Linked DNA regions of Mus musculus: region 2 is linked to region 1. The links are chromatin contacts, found by Hi-C or POLR2A ChIA-PET in ENCODE. All regions are on one chromosome and are shown on one strand. The core of a region is the stretch at or near the end of the contact, and the rest is flanking DNA. Distances in the headings are between cores, read along the strand shown.

The links. Hi-C counts contacts between places; a loop is a spot of excess contacts on that map. ChIA-PET counts read pairs that join two places held with the same protein, here RNA polymerase II (POLR2A).
Region 2: a map of T-helper 17 cell shows a loop between it and region 1 (2.2-fold over the local background). The contact joins two enhancer-like sites. A Hi-C loop is called at or near these places in 1 of 37 maps with a recorded cell type or tissue (T-helper 17 cell). POLR2A ChIA-PET finds 5 or more read pairs at or near these places in 1 of 5 experiments (embryonic stem cell).

Annotation. Positions count from the first base shown.
Region 1 is chr11:59,898,225-59,902,280 of GRCm38, forward strand. No RefSeq gene overlaps it. Among named protein-coding and RNA genes, the nearest start is that of 1810063I02Rik, 21 kb to the right of the region's middle. Within about 2 kb of position 2,107, at least 3 of the 3 ENCODE cell types and tissues checked have a DNase peak (open chromatin) inside an H3K27ac peak, as active enhancers do.
Region 2 is chr11:60,002,644-60,006,699 of GRCm38, forward strand. All of the region lies in intron 2 of Pemt (phosphatidylethanolamine N-methyltransferase), which reads right to left. Among named protein-coding and RNA genes, the nearest start is that of Gm38498, 22 kb to the right of the region's middle. Within about 2 kb of position 2,257, at least 1 of the 3 ENCODE cell types and tissues checked has a DNase peak (open chromatin) inside an H3K27ac peak, as active enhancers do.

The DNA of each region.
Region 1 (4,056 bases), core at 857-3,356:
GCTCAGCTATCTGTGCTCTCATTGTAGAGAGGCGGTGAGTGCAGTTAAAAGGGGAACCCCACACCCACCCATAATCATGCTGGACTTCAGCCAAATACCTCATGATGCCCTCGAAACTGTCCTGTCAGTGTGAGGTGGCCTTTGGGCACAGAAGAGCTCTGCTTATCATGTGGATATGTCGTGTGGATGGGTATTTCCATCTCTGCCCAGACTCTAGTGTTGGAAGGATTCACTGCCAGGCTCTTCCATGGAATGCCATTTATCCTTCTGTGGGGCCCTGGAGAGGCTGCCAGGCCCGTGCACGGTCACCTCTGCCACAGGAAGCAGCAGCCAGTGTATGCACTCCAGTGGTGTATTTTCCAAAGAGCACACAAGAAGGTATAAGTCCAGGTGTTCAAATAAAGGCAAGAAAACAGACCAGAAAAGCTGAGGTGTCACAGTGGACCACAAGGTACGTGCAAGACAAAACAGTCTGTGTGTAGTCAAACCGGCCAGCTGAGCTCAGACCCAGGTAGAGTGTGTGGTGCTGAGCAAACATATGCCCATGGGATTCCCCAAGCTTTCTGAGGAAGCTGTTCAATGCGAGGCAGAACATAAGCACAGTAACAAGGCCTGGGGGGGCCCAGTGGGCCTCAGCTCACAGGCAGTAGGTGTGGGAGATGCCAGAGAGCCAGGGTCCCTACTCCCAGGACCCGTCAACCCATGTCTGCTGGGATACTCACCTTAGAACCAGATAACTCCAAGTGCTCAGGCACTTCCTGATTATCATGATTGTCTTTCAGCACACAGCAACCTGAGACCCAGAAGACATGCCGGGGTGTGATATTCCTAGTTAGGGGACCATGGGACATAAGTGCACGGAGTCAAATGCATAACCTGGGTTCCACTGTGACCTAGGCTTTCCACATGGGTCTGGCCCCCACACTGACCCCTGGGGTGCCACTGCTGCCCAGAAAAGCCCCTTGCCATCACCTGAAACTCCACCTTCAAGTAAAGAGAGAACAAGTCCCTTAGCAAGCTCAGCTTCAAGACGTTAAACAGTTCAACAGAGGCCTGGCAACCCTAGCCTGACATCCACACAGAACACAAACCAGGAGTCCAGACAGAAGCTTCTCCCAATAGCTACAACAGCAGTGCTCACCAGAGTGAGTGAATGAGAGAGAGAGAGAGAGAGAGAGAGAGAGACAGACAGACAGACAGACAGACAGACAGATCGTCCCACCATCCCCTGTGGGATGTGCAACTGGACAGACCTGGAGAAAGGAGAGAAAGCCCTCACTAAGGTTACAGCCTGGAGGATGGCTGAGGGGTGACTTGCAGGAGCTGTGCAGAATCACCACAGTAACAGAATTCAGGCTGATGGGAACCAGAGATCTAAATGAGCTTTCTTTGGGATGACGGGAATGTTCTGGAAATGGGTAGTGTGGTGGTGGTGGTGGTGGTGGTGGTGGTGGTGGTGGTGGTGGTATCTCTTCTCAACCTCAGTTTCAGTACCAGGGGGGTGGAGCCAGTGATTTTCCCAGGCTGTGAAGGAAACACCCACCCAGAGCCATCAGGCTGGGTTCCAGGGCCAGCAGAGGTGTCACTGGGCCATTCTCTGTGGACTGTCTGTCTGCAGCAGCTAGAAAATAAGGCCAGGGCACTGAATGGCGACCGCTGCCAGCCCAGCCAGGTTTAAAAATAGGATAGGGAAAAAAAAAATCAACTTCCTTGTGTTCACACACGACCTCAGGGGCATTGGTAGGAAAACAGTCAAAGCTGGGTGGGTGGCTGAGGCTGGAGGATGTTTGTGCTGGCATCACACTGTGGCTGTGCTGGGTTGTTCTTATAGCCACTCCCCGCCCAGCAGGGCAGCTGAGGACCCAGCCCAGAGCTGCCTCCACGGTGCCCTCCATGCTCCGCTCCGCTCAGCTCCAAGGACAATTTAGCAATCAGAACTTCAATTAACACTGCATCCTGAGGATGCAGCTTTCGGGAAAAGGCTGGGGCAGAGGAGGACAAAGAGGCTGGCAAGTTGGCAGCTGGGTGAAGCCACCTGGCTACATGACAGGGAACTGAAAGGACCCAGAGGCAGGGAAGGAGGGGGCAGGCTGCCATTTATGACACATGTGCCCATCCCTAAAGGGCTCTGGCCTGCACAGAGCCCCTCAAGCCTGCAGGAAATAACATCCCACTGTCATCGTCCCACGGGGAGATTGCAGAATTGCGTCCCTCACTGAACCTTCTCCAGTACCTCCTGTATGTTCCCGGTTGTCCCTAGAGGCTTTTGCCAGCTGCCAGAATGGTCCCTGGCAGAAGGACTGGTGCCTAGGAGCAGCTAGCTCTGGTAGCTGATGCCAATGGGCTGTTTCAGGTCTGCCCATGTCAGGCACAGTCTTTGAGGAGGACACTAATATCTAATTTAGAAAATGGCACAGGCTAGCCCTGCCAAAGATTCACCGGATGCCTGGTTTCTTGTATGTGGAGTTGAATTTCCCAGTGCCCAGTTTCAGGATGAAGAGTTTGAGGGGCTGAGAAGTCAGGAGACTTGCTCAGGGTTGGAAAGGTAGGAAGCATGTGTTTTGGAAATCCTGGGTTTGCTGGAACTTTCCACATTCACCATGGAGAGTTGCCACATCCCCTACCCCAGCCGCAGTAGCCCAGCATTAATGTGAGACCGGAGGAGTTCCCAGTGGGACTGATTTGGAGGAAAATGGACAGAGGCCACCCAGTGAAGGATCATGTCTACTTCCCTGTATCCCTTCTCCCTGCAACCTGCTTTGTGTTTACTTGGTTGGAAGGAGGACCTTGGGACTCTCAGGCAGCATGTAGGAATTGTGTCTGAGGAAGCGGAAGCCAGCCCCACACAGCAGGTCTGCTCAGACTTCCTTCTGTATAATGAAATGGTAAGAATCACAGCAGAGTGTGGAGTGGTTGCTCTGTTCTGGACACTTCTCAAGACCATTTGGGAAAGAAAGCTGAGAAGCAGATGGCCTGGGTTTGCTGGCAATGGAGGGGAGGCTGTGACCTGGGCCTCCTTCATGGTAGCTCAGGAAACACTGTGACATGTCTCTGTAGACATTTTAACTCCTGGGTCAACATTAGCCTGACTGCATCAGCCAGGACCAAAAAGAGCTTTGAGAAGTTATGTGAACCTGTCCTTGTCCTGGAGTGAGAATTTGGACAGCAGACAGAACACCCCAGAAAGCTCATTTTCTAGGCCTTTTTTCCTTCCTTCCTTCCTTCCTTTTTTTTTTTTTTTTTTTTTTTTTTTAAGATTTATTTATTTACTTATTATATGTAAGTACACTGTAGCTGTCTTCAGATACTCCAGAAGAGGGCATCAGATTTCATTACGGATGGTTGTGAGCCACCATGTGGTTGCTGGGATTTGAACTCCGGACCTTCGGAAGAGCAGTCGGCGCTCTTAACCACTGAGCCATCTCGCCAGCCCCTCCTTCCTTCTTTCATTCCTTCCTTCTTCTCTCCTTATTTCCCTCCTTCTTTCCCTCCCTCCCTCCCTCCCTCTTTTCCTTTCCTTCCTTTTTTATTTTTTTTGACAATGTCTCACTACATAACCTTAGCATGATCCTGAATTAACTAAGTAGCTCAGATTGTACTTGAACTTGTGAACTTTCTACCTCAGCCTCCAGAATTCCAGGATTACAGACCTGTGGTGTGCCACTATGCCTGCTCTGAGGCCCAAGTGACCTGCCCCATCTTTGCATGCATCCTTGTCAAGTCAATTGTAGGATTGACATAGGATTGTCCGTATCCGTCCACGGGGCCCATTTCTTCTTACTCTGGCACTTGGAGCTGTGGCATGGAGACAAAGACAAAGGATGCAGAGCCCTGGCCCAGGAAGCTCTTAAGCTCCTGTGGCCCCCAAGGACACAATGAGCCCCAGTAGAGCTGCCTTTTCTGGGAGTCTCGAAAGCCTGTGTTGCCTGACTAGCACCTGACCTGTACTAGTGACGTAATTTCTGACGGTGTCACAGAAGGTTTTGTGTCCAGACTCAGATCACAGCTAAAGCCAGACTTGCATATGTTTGGTGACCTTTGTGTCCTTGAGGACAT
Region 2 (4,056 bases), core at 1,007-3,506, 100 kb after region 1:
ACATCAGCTCTTCAGGAACTCTCCAGGAGAGGGTTCTGTGCTCAAATGGAAGTGGCAAGGCACTTGGCCTCATGGAGCAAGCAACTACTGGGTGCCAGCCTTGCCAATGTGAGACGGCCACCGTGGAACTCCAGCTGCCATGATGCCCAGCCTCAAGGACCCAGCAATGACCAGGTTCTCAGTTTCTAAGGTGTGAGACAACTGTTGCTACTATTTTAAGGTAAACTGAATTAAATAAATTTACCCCAGCAGTTCTGTCCCCGCCCTGTTTGAATACGTGTATATATAGGAATATGGGCGTTTGGGAGAGTCACTGCATTTCTTCTTTTGTTTGTTTCTTCCTTTAAAGAGAAAGCAACAACGCTAACATGAGGAGAGTTTTGAATCTGAGACTAGAAAGAGCCCTGAGCTCACCGCAGGCAGGCCTGTGTGAAATGCTAACGACCGAAGCATTGATTAGGAGCGCCTTCCCTGAAGGAATCTTGGCGCTTTCTACTTTCAAATATTCTTGAAAGTGAGGCAGGAAGAAAAAAATATTTTGTTAAATTATTACTATGGTTTTCTTTTTAGAAATGTCCTTAATATACAAGTGATAAATGTAAGATGTTCATTAAGGCTGGAACATATAAAATGATGAATACGGATGATTGCCAAAAAACATTATATTTCCTTTTTACAATAAAAATTACAGAAGAAATAATCCCTACAAACAAGAACTTTGAGGATCCACGCTAGCTCGCTCTGTATATAACAGATAAAGGCTACTTCATTAAGTCTTATCAAAAGGAGATGAACCAAGATCTGAGTGAAAAAGAGTTAAAATATACTCTGTGGCTAGAAAAATATCTAAGCTGCTTTTTGCTAGCAAGCATAGAATGTAAATTTTATTTAGGGTTTATTTACGAGAGAGAGAGAGATTTCTGGGCGTTGGTCCATATGAAAAACACATATAGTTTTGCCAATGTTGAAATGAATTAATTATGCTACTGGGATAATTACTAGTAGATAACACATTTTGTTGTAAATAATGCTAAAGAATTTAAAACTGGGCATCATGATGTGTAAATATGTTACCAGGAATCAGTTTCCTTTTGAAGGTTCCTAGGCTCCTTGATGGGAGGTTTGGAAATGGACTCAGAAGGAAGTTCAAAGACTGTTTTGATGAGATGTGAGAGGAGGGTAACATCAGACTCGATGATGGACACCTATGTGAAGGCAGCAGGCTCACTGGGGAGACAAGAGACCGAGCGGGGAGGGAAGTGATGTTCTCTTAACCTAGAGCTGGAATGGAGAAGAGCGGGTGGAGCTGGGGGTGAGAATCTGTGGGCAGCTGCAGGAAAGGGATGAGTAACAGTGTGTGTGTGTTTGGGGGGGGGGGGTGTGGAGCTGTCACTGACGCCTGTCTCTCCAGGACTCAGCACCCCTAGCTGGCACTGTATACAATGTATGCACAGGGAAGGCTTTGCCAGCCGGGTGGGCGGGGCTCTTTATATGTTCATTTTTTGTTTACTCGCTAATTTTTAGTCTCCTCTGTTAGAGAAAGGGTTCATCTCCAGCCTCCACACCTACTAGTGCTTGCCTCCTGTCTAGCTACTGATTTGAATGTACACTGTAAAATGATCAAGATAAACCCAGGATTGCTCACCAAAGGACCAGACTCTTTATTAGACTGATGCACACAGTGTTAGTCATGTTTGTAAGAAGAATGCTCTTATGACAGGTGCAATACGTTATGTAACTGTTAGCTCGGAGACCCTCCACCAGCCTGCCCCCACAGGCTGTTCCATAGGAGTAAGGACAGGAACCTGCTGTGACTCAGAAGGACCAGGCCCTAGGACAAAGGCAATGTTTAACTATGCCCCGACCTAAAGTCTGCCTCCATACCAGGAATCACACACCCTGGGCCATGTGGAATAAAGGCTGCCCACCAGTCCGAACCCGGTAAGACTCAGAAACCCCCTTTATTTTCTGGTTCTGAAGGCTCCAAAATGGCTGCCTGCGACCATGAAGCACTTTCTCGTGACACTTGGGGGTTTGAAAGCGCTCTCCCTCCAGACCTCTGTCATCCATACATGACCTGTCTCTCCTACTGCAGCTCCTCTGGGGATTAAGGACAGCTCTCTCTCCCTTCAAGGCCTGGTATGCTACTTCACTGCTGGGAAGATACTTTCTCGGCCTCCTAATGCTCTCCCAGATTAAGGCCTTCATGCTGCCCACGACATGCCAAAAATTCCATTTTGAGTTTGGTTCACTCTGGTTTTCTGTATATTTCAGAGTTATTTTCCCTTTTCAGCTTTTGACAGTGGTCACCCGCCTCCTCCTTACATAACATCAGCAGGAGTCAGTGCTCCTTTCTCCACCCTCGCCTGGCCAGCTCTTGCCGGCTTCTTTGTTCCATTGGCTTTATTTCCATGGCACTCTGGAGTTGGGCCACTTGAACCCTGGCCTTACTCCAGTCTACCTGACCGTTTTAGACTTGAAGCTGCGCTGTCCTGTTGAGTTCTGTGACTTGTTGGATGCTGGATAGGCTGAGCGTGAACTCTCCTAGAAAGGAGCTACTATTTTTAAAGGACAAAAATATTTCAAAAGACTGTTTATCTTCAATATACTGTGTCTTTTATTCTGACTTTTAGAAACCCTGCGGTTTAATTATTTGTCAGTTATTCTTTTAGAAGGGGCAGCAAGCCCTCATCCCTTCTGACCCAGCATCAATTAGAAGAAATATCTGGGGTGACTACGAAGCATCTAGAGAAAGCAAGCCAGAACTTCCCCACAAGACCTAACTTCACACTGGCTACTTAATGTGCATTAAAATCATCGACATCACCATCATCATCATCATCATCGTAATCATTGTCATCGCTATCATCGTTGTCATCACCGTCATCATTGTCATTGTCATCGCCATCATCATCATCGTGTATGCGTGCCCACAGACAACTTTTGAGGGCCATTTTCTCCCCCCACTGTGAGTTCCAGATATCAAATTCTGGTCATCAAGCTTGCAAATGTCTTTTTCCTTGATAAGATATTTAGTTTTGACCTTCTAAATGACTTAGAAATGTAACTGTACCTTGGTTTTCACATTTCAAAGTGTTTATAATTTTACAGATTTCAATGTAAATAATTAACTACTTTAAGTTTCTAGTTTTAGTTGCCAAAATTATATGAATGCTATTTAATTAAGAGCACCACCTGTTTGTTTGTTTGTTGCATTATGGTCTTTATATAAACCTTAAAATATTTGAGTTAAAAACTAAATGTAATTCAACCTTTGAAAAATTCAAGATATATGTGAAACATGCTGAGAACACATTTAAAATCTGTCTCCTCTTTCTTAGTCATCACCATTTCGTGAACACTGGAAAGGCCAGATTATGCTGGGAAAGGGGGCTGAGCAGTTGCTTGGCTCGTGGGGACAGGTGGGTGACAGCTTCAGGAGTGCTGCCTGTGCTCCTACACTTGGCTACTGGAAGCCTGGAAGGCTGCAAGGCAGTCTGCAGCCACAGCAGCTCCCTGTCAACTTCTTGTCCTTTTAACAGTAAATGTCATTTAATTGACGCTATTGAGTTTTTTTGCACTTCCTTGGGTCATTTGGTCTGGTTTTACCTCAGATATAGACCACGGCTGAGAAAAACGAAAACCTGCAACCAGTACCCCCTAGTTATAAAAAACTAGAGTTCTAATGTAATGTTCTAATATAAAGACACCAATATGAAACTAGAATTTAACTGTGTCTAAAGCAAGACTTTCTTCAGGATATTTTCTGCTCAGTGCCATTCTCACAATTGAGCAAAACCACAAGAGTTTATATTTTATTAAAATTATTCATGTTTTCTGATGTTTATGTTTCAGGCTTTTGATTACATATTAAATTGCTTTAATAAATTCAATGTTCACATAAGCATCTCTGTTAAATTAAGGTGATGCCTGGGCTGGAGAGACAGCTCGGTGGGTAAAGGCACTTGCTGCCAGGCCAGCCAGCCTGAGTTCCATCCCTAGACCCCATGTGGTGCAAGGAAAGCATCAACTCTTGAAAACTGTCCTGTAACCTCC